Linked DNA regions of Homo sapiens: region 1 is linked to region 2. Evidence: chromatin loops called from intact Hi-C (ENCODE). Cell type or tissue: heart left ventricle. All regions are shown on one strand. Each heading gives the region's core, and the rest is flanking DNA. Links, peaks and the distances in the headings are about the cores only.

Region 1 (2,921 bases), core at 94-2,593, 59 kb after region 2:
TCGTGATCTAGTCGGGGAGGAGAGGGGTACCTACTCTGTCTTTTACACAGCAAGTGTAACCTCTGAAGAATGATGTTCCAGGAGGCAAGAGCAACCCTGGCGGACTGGTGGAGCTGGGAAGGGAAAGATGCTTCTGGAGGGGCCTTGGGAGAAGAGTCCTCCAGGGTGAGCCCCTTGAGAGAGGTTTCAGAGCTCTCATCCATCTTCATATCCTGGCACTTAGCCCAGGCACTAAAATTTGCATATTTTTGATGGCAATTAAAAAAATACTAGCTTTACTGAGATATAATTCACATACAGTAAAATTCACCCATTTAAAAAGTATACAGTTCAAGGTTAGGCACGGTAGCTCATGCCTGTAATCCCAGCACTTTGGGAGGCTGAGGCAGGTGGATCACCTGAGGTCAGGAGCTTGAGACCAACCTGGCCAACATCGTGAAACCCCATCTCTACTAAAAATACAAAAATTAACCGGGTGTGGTGGTGTGTGCCTGTAATCGTAGCTACTTGGGAGGTGGAGACAGGAGAATTTCTTGAACCGGGTGGGGGAAGTTGCAGTGGGCTGAGATTGTGCCACTGCACTCCAGCCTGGGCAACAGAGTGAGACTCTGTGTCAAAAAAAAAAAAAAAAAAAAGGTTCCATTCAAGATGTCAAGCCCCACGGGACTGAGGGTAACATGAGGGTAACAGACAGGTGATGTTAAATTCCATTTGGGCTCATGTTCACCCCCAGGCCCCTTATTTTCTTTCAAACACATGGAATGGGCATTTAGAACTAGGAAGATCATGAATCTGGTGGCTGTGTAGATGCCATACCAGGTATGGACCACAGGCTTGGAGCGCAGCAGCATACAGGGGTCAGAGGTCAAGGCCAGTGGTCTATCAGAACCCAGTTCCTGCAGGAGCCAGTGCCGGTACTAGGTAGACTCAGATGACTGAATGGTCCTCGGGATCTGAAGGCCAGTGGGGGAGATGAGGCCTGGCCTCCCGGAAGTGCTCAGTAAACATTTGTTAATCATTTCCTGCCTAGGGAAGCTCTGTGGTATGCTCAGGAGAATCTTGCTTCTCATGGGGGAATGGGTGGTTGTCATTTGGGTGGCCTGACTGCCAGCCTGCTTGCTGGCTCTCTGGGAGTTGGGGTGGTGGCATCAACCTGCAGAGGCGGGGCAGTGGGGCAGCTCACGGCTGTGTGGGTAAGTAAGCAGTGAGCACAGTGAGGGAGCTGTTGCCAGGAGCCTCTTGGCTTAGTGAGCCAAGCAGAACCATGTGATGCACCCTGTGGGCGGCCACCTGGGGACTCAGGACATGCACCCAGATCCCTCCTCCCCTACCCACTTCAAAGAAAGTGCTGCCCTCCCAGTGGTGATGAAGACCTTCCGCTGGCCCCAGCCTCTGGGATCTGGCCTTTACTTGGGTATTCATGTGGCCCTGGGGGTTGGCTTTGCTGAAGTTGGGCAGAGCAGGTGGGTTCTGGAATGTGCAGGGGCAACCAGAGTGTCCATCTGTTTGGGTGAAGCCAGCTGTTTAGGTCTGAAGGATCTGTTTGATTTTTAGAAACATGATGTGTTCCAGAGTTAGTAGGTGGTGGTGATGGAGGGTATTGGCGTGAAGAGTGTGGATGCTCTTCGTTCCTTTGCTGTTTTGGGACTATCTCTCTATGGGGTAGTGGCCCCTTTCCTTGTTAGGATCATTTAGAACCCCCTGGGATCATGAGAATGAATGTGGGTCTATCCTTCCTTCTGTGTGAGGAAAAGGGGAGGTATTGTGGTTAAGCAAGTTTGGAGAACTCTGGCCTGAACAAAATCAAACAGATGTCTTTCTTGCAGGACTTAGAAGAAACTTAAATCTGTTGGTAACTCTTTAAGAGGGAAGGGGATATAAAACCCTTGTTTTCCCTAGATTTTTGTTTTACTCTATAGCTGTCTCTTTTTAGAAGCATCTCATGAGACTAATGTTTTTAGGAACCTGCTGTAGGAAATTCATTTATTCAAAAAATATTTGTTGAGCATCTGTTATGTGCTAGTGACTGCTCCAGGTGCTTGGGATACAGCAGTGACCACCTCCAACCAAGATCCCGCTTTCAAGAACTTCCATTCTAGCAGAAGTGATGAACTCATTTTTATGGAGCACCTACTGTGTATTAGGCATGTGAGTTATCACACATTATCTGCTTTACCCCTCACAACAGCCTGGTGAGGTAGATGGACTATTTTATTTTATTTTATTTTATGACAGTGTTTCACTCTTGTTACCCAGGCTGGAGTACAGTGGCGCAATCTCGGCTCACTGCAACCTCCAGCCTCCACCAGGTTCAAGCGATTCTCCTGCCTCAGCCTCTCGAGTAGCTGGGATTACAGGCATGCGCCACCATGCCCGGCTAATTTTTTTGTAGTTTTTAGTACAAATGGGGTTTCACCATGTTGGCTAGGCTGGTCTCGAGCTCCTGACCTCAGGTGATCTGCCTGCCTTGGCCTCCCAAAGTGGTGGGATTACAGGTGTGAGCCACTGTCCCAGGCCAGATGGACCATTTTAAAGATTAGGTAACTGAGCTCTAGGGGTCAAGAGACTTGGCCACTTTGGCAGCTGCATTGTCGTTTTTGGATTATGTCATCAAATTGCAAGGGGAGGTGGTGAAATAAGGAATTTCTGCAACAGAAATTGGAGTCTGCGGTGGGGATGCTGCAGGCCTTAGCTGCTGTATCACTGTGTCCGTTTATGAAGGCCCGATGGAGAAGAGGCTCTGAATCAGGCCGGGAAAGAGGTATTTCTCTGGAACAACTGGTTTGTTTCTGTGTTATGGGCACCGAGAAGCGTGTGGCTCATCATGTTTTCCTTTGGCTTTGGTTACTAAGCACCTGAGAGCTAGATTTGTGGCCCATCTTGACACTTCTGCAGGATGGGACCATATGGCATGCATTTCT
Region 2 (2,921 bases), core at 301-2,800:
ACTTAGAATCGTATCTGGTCCATAGTAAGTGCTCAATAAATGCTGCCTACTGTTAACTTTCGAGTCTCGTCACTTCCTTAGGGAGGCCTCTCCTCCTAATCTTAATTATGTTTTCCTTCCCTGTTATTCACTCTCGTAGCACTTAGGACAATTTGCAATCATATATAAGAGTAAACATCGGGCTGGGCACCATGGCTCACACCTGTAATCCCAGCATTTTGGGAGGCCAAGGCCTCCCAAATCTCAGATCACGAGGTCAGGAGTTCAAGACCAGCCTGACCAATGGTGAAACCCTGTCTCTACTAAAAATACAAAAATTACCCAAGCATGGTGGCACATGCCTGTAATCCCAGCTACTCCAGCTGAGGCAGGAGAATCTCTTGAACCTGGGAGGCAGAGGTTGCAGTGAGCGGAGATCATGCCACTGCCCTCCAGTTTGGGTGACAGAGCAAGACCGTGTCTCAAAAAAAAAAAAAAAAAAAAGAGTAACCATCTCATGGGCTTATTATGATGAATAAATAATAAGATGTGAGTAAAGCATGAATTTTGTGTATATTTGGCTCTCAATATATGTGAATTTTTTTTGTTATTATTATTTACACTGGATTCCTTCCTGGGTTAAAATCACTGACATGTCTACATTATTGGCAATTTCACCAAATCTAAGGCACCATCAATTGTAACCTACACCCTTACTGATGCGTTTCTAAGAAATAGGAAAACCGTGACACAAAGCTTTCCCATCACTTAAAAATTTCATTTTATGCATATTAAAAGAGCTCTTTTAAGTCTTATTTAGACATAGATTTTTATCGACTATCAAGCTGCTTGTTTCCTTACCCTTTTTAGTATATAATAATTTTTCATTTCAGTGCTGAATCAGTGTGGAATGTTTTTGAAGACATTGTAAGTAGTGATTAAACTCAATACCTATAGTGCTAACAGTGCACACAGCTTAAGGGAAAGGTTGGCAAGAGGAAGAGTTGTGACCAGCCCTGTGCACGTGTGGGCAGTGACTATGACCTGGCTGTCAGCAATTCATCAACAATTTGAGATGCCATCACTTGCACATCAATTTACACATCGGTGTAAAAATGTGAAAAAAAAGGTGTTGCAAATTGATGAAATTTAATATTAAAATGTGAATGTCCCCCCTAACAGTTGTATGGTTCCCTATATGGTTTTCCCAAAGCCACCATGGTTTAAATAAAACCTATTAGGTTTTTCCTATTTATTTATTTATGAGACAGAGTCTTGCTCTGTCATACAGGCTGGAGTGCAGTGGCATGATCTCTATTCACTGCAACCTCCGCCACCCAGGTTCAAAGGATTCTACTACCTCAGCCTCCCTGGTAGCTGGGACCACAGACGTGTGCTACCATGACCGGCTGATTTTTGTATTTTTAGTAGAGACGGTGTTTCACCATGTTGGCCAGGCTGGTTTCAAACTCCTGACCTCAAGTGATCTGCCTGCCTGGGCCTCCCAAAGTGCTGAGATTACAGGTGTGAGCTACCGCGCCCTGCAGGTTTTCCTTTTTAGTAGTGACTTCATCTGTCACATTGAACTTTATGTTGGTTAAAGCAATTCTAACTGCTGTAACAGCTAAAACCTCATCAGTTAATGCTATAAAGGTTTGTTTCTTGCTCATGTAGAGTCCAAATCAGATGTCTCTTATTGACAACAAGAGCTGTACTCCACGTTGCCGTTCAGGGATCCAGACACAGAGATTCTGTCAGTTTCACCAGGTCATTTGAAGGGTTGCCCTGGGCCCATAAGCATAAAAGGTTTTATGGGCTAAGCCTGGAAATAGCTTGCAAAGCACACTTTTGCTCACATTTCACTGCTAGAGCTTGAGCACAGGGCAGCATCTATCTGCAAGGGAGTCTGGGAAATGTAGTCTAGCTGGGTCACCAGGAAGAAAAGGAAATGGATTTGGTAATCAGGTAGCAATATCTGCTCTAAGCTTTATAGAGAATTAAAGGACTGTGATGGGCATTCTGTATAAATTAATTCATTTTGCCCTCACAATAACACTTCAAGTGGGCATTGTCCTCACTTTACAGATAAAGAAACTGAAACTCAAAGAGGTGAAAGACTTGCCCAAGGTCATATAGCTTTACAGTCATGGAGCTAGAGTTAAAGTCTTATCTGCCTATGTTCTTCTCATTACACCCATTTGCCTCTTTGAATTATACAAGAAAGATGGAGGGAGAGAGAAACTACATATCTATAGTCCTTTTCCTATGAGGCTGATCCACATATAGGGTTTCCTTTGGTTTTCTCCAAGGTCATGGATTTTACCCATAATCAGTCGTCTCTTACCAGTGGATAGGGGAGGACCAAACTACAGCATTTGGTACCCACAAATAGCCTGGGTTTCACTTGAGTGGGTCTGGCTAGGATGTGTCCTTTTTCTGGGTACATGACATTTGGGAACAGTCATTTGAACAATGGACTTATATCTATAGATATACATGTAGATATAGATGTAGATGAGATATAGATAAAAAATACTTAGAAGTAAAAACAACCAAACACAATGTGTAGACGATGATTGGATCCTAGTTTGAAAAAAAAATACAGCAGTAAAAAAATATTTTGGGGGTGGGTGCAGTGACTTACGCCTGTTATCCCACCACTTTGGGAGGCTGAGGTGGACCGATCACTTGAGCTCAGGAGTTTGAGACCAGTCAAGGCAACACAGTGAAACCCGCCTCCATAAAAAATACAAAAATTAGATGGGTGTGGTGGCATGTACCTGTAGTTCCAGCTACTTGGGAGGCTGAGGTAAGAGGATGCCTTGAGCCTGGGAGGCAGAGGTTGCAGTGAGCTGAGAATGTGCCACTGCACTTAAGCCTGGGCAACAGAGCCAGACCCTGTTTCAATAAATAAATAAATATATAAAAAATTATATATATAT

Evidence for each region. A loop is a pair of places that touch in the nucleus more often than their neighbours do. Peaks named below come from ENCODE experiments on the same cell type or tissue, not always from the same donor. Only the 100,000 strongest peaks of a DNase experiment are listed, where the experiment ranks them.
Region 1: a loop joins it to region 2, with 4 times the contacts of the local background. A loop is called at or near these places in 8 of 110 quality-filtered maps.

What each region holds. Positions count from the first base shown.
Region 1 is chr11:48,012,489-48,015,409 of GRCh38, forward strand. The region is part of intron 1 of PTPRJ (protein tyrosine phosphatase receptor type J); the gene reads left to right. Among named protein-coding and RNA genes, the nearest start is that of PTPRJ, 33 kb to the left of the region's middle. RefSeq lists an enhancer at 1,334-1,543. In heart left ventricle, for the core only: no CTCF peak of the experiment used is centred there; a DNase peak (open chromatin) is centred at 1,183.
Region 2 is chr11:47,953,558-47,956,478 of GRCh38, forward strand. No RefSeq gene overlaps it. Among named protein-coding and RNA genes, the nearest start is that of PTPRJ, 26 kb to the right of the region's middle. RefSeq lists enhancers at 1,760-2,054, 1,799-1,888. In heart left ventricle, for the core only: no CTCF peak of the experiment used is centred there; no DNase peak of the experiment used is centred there.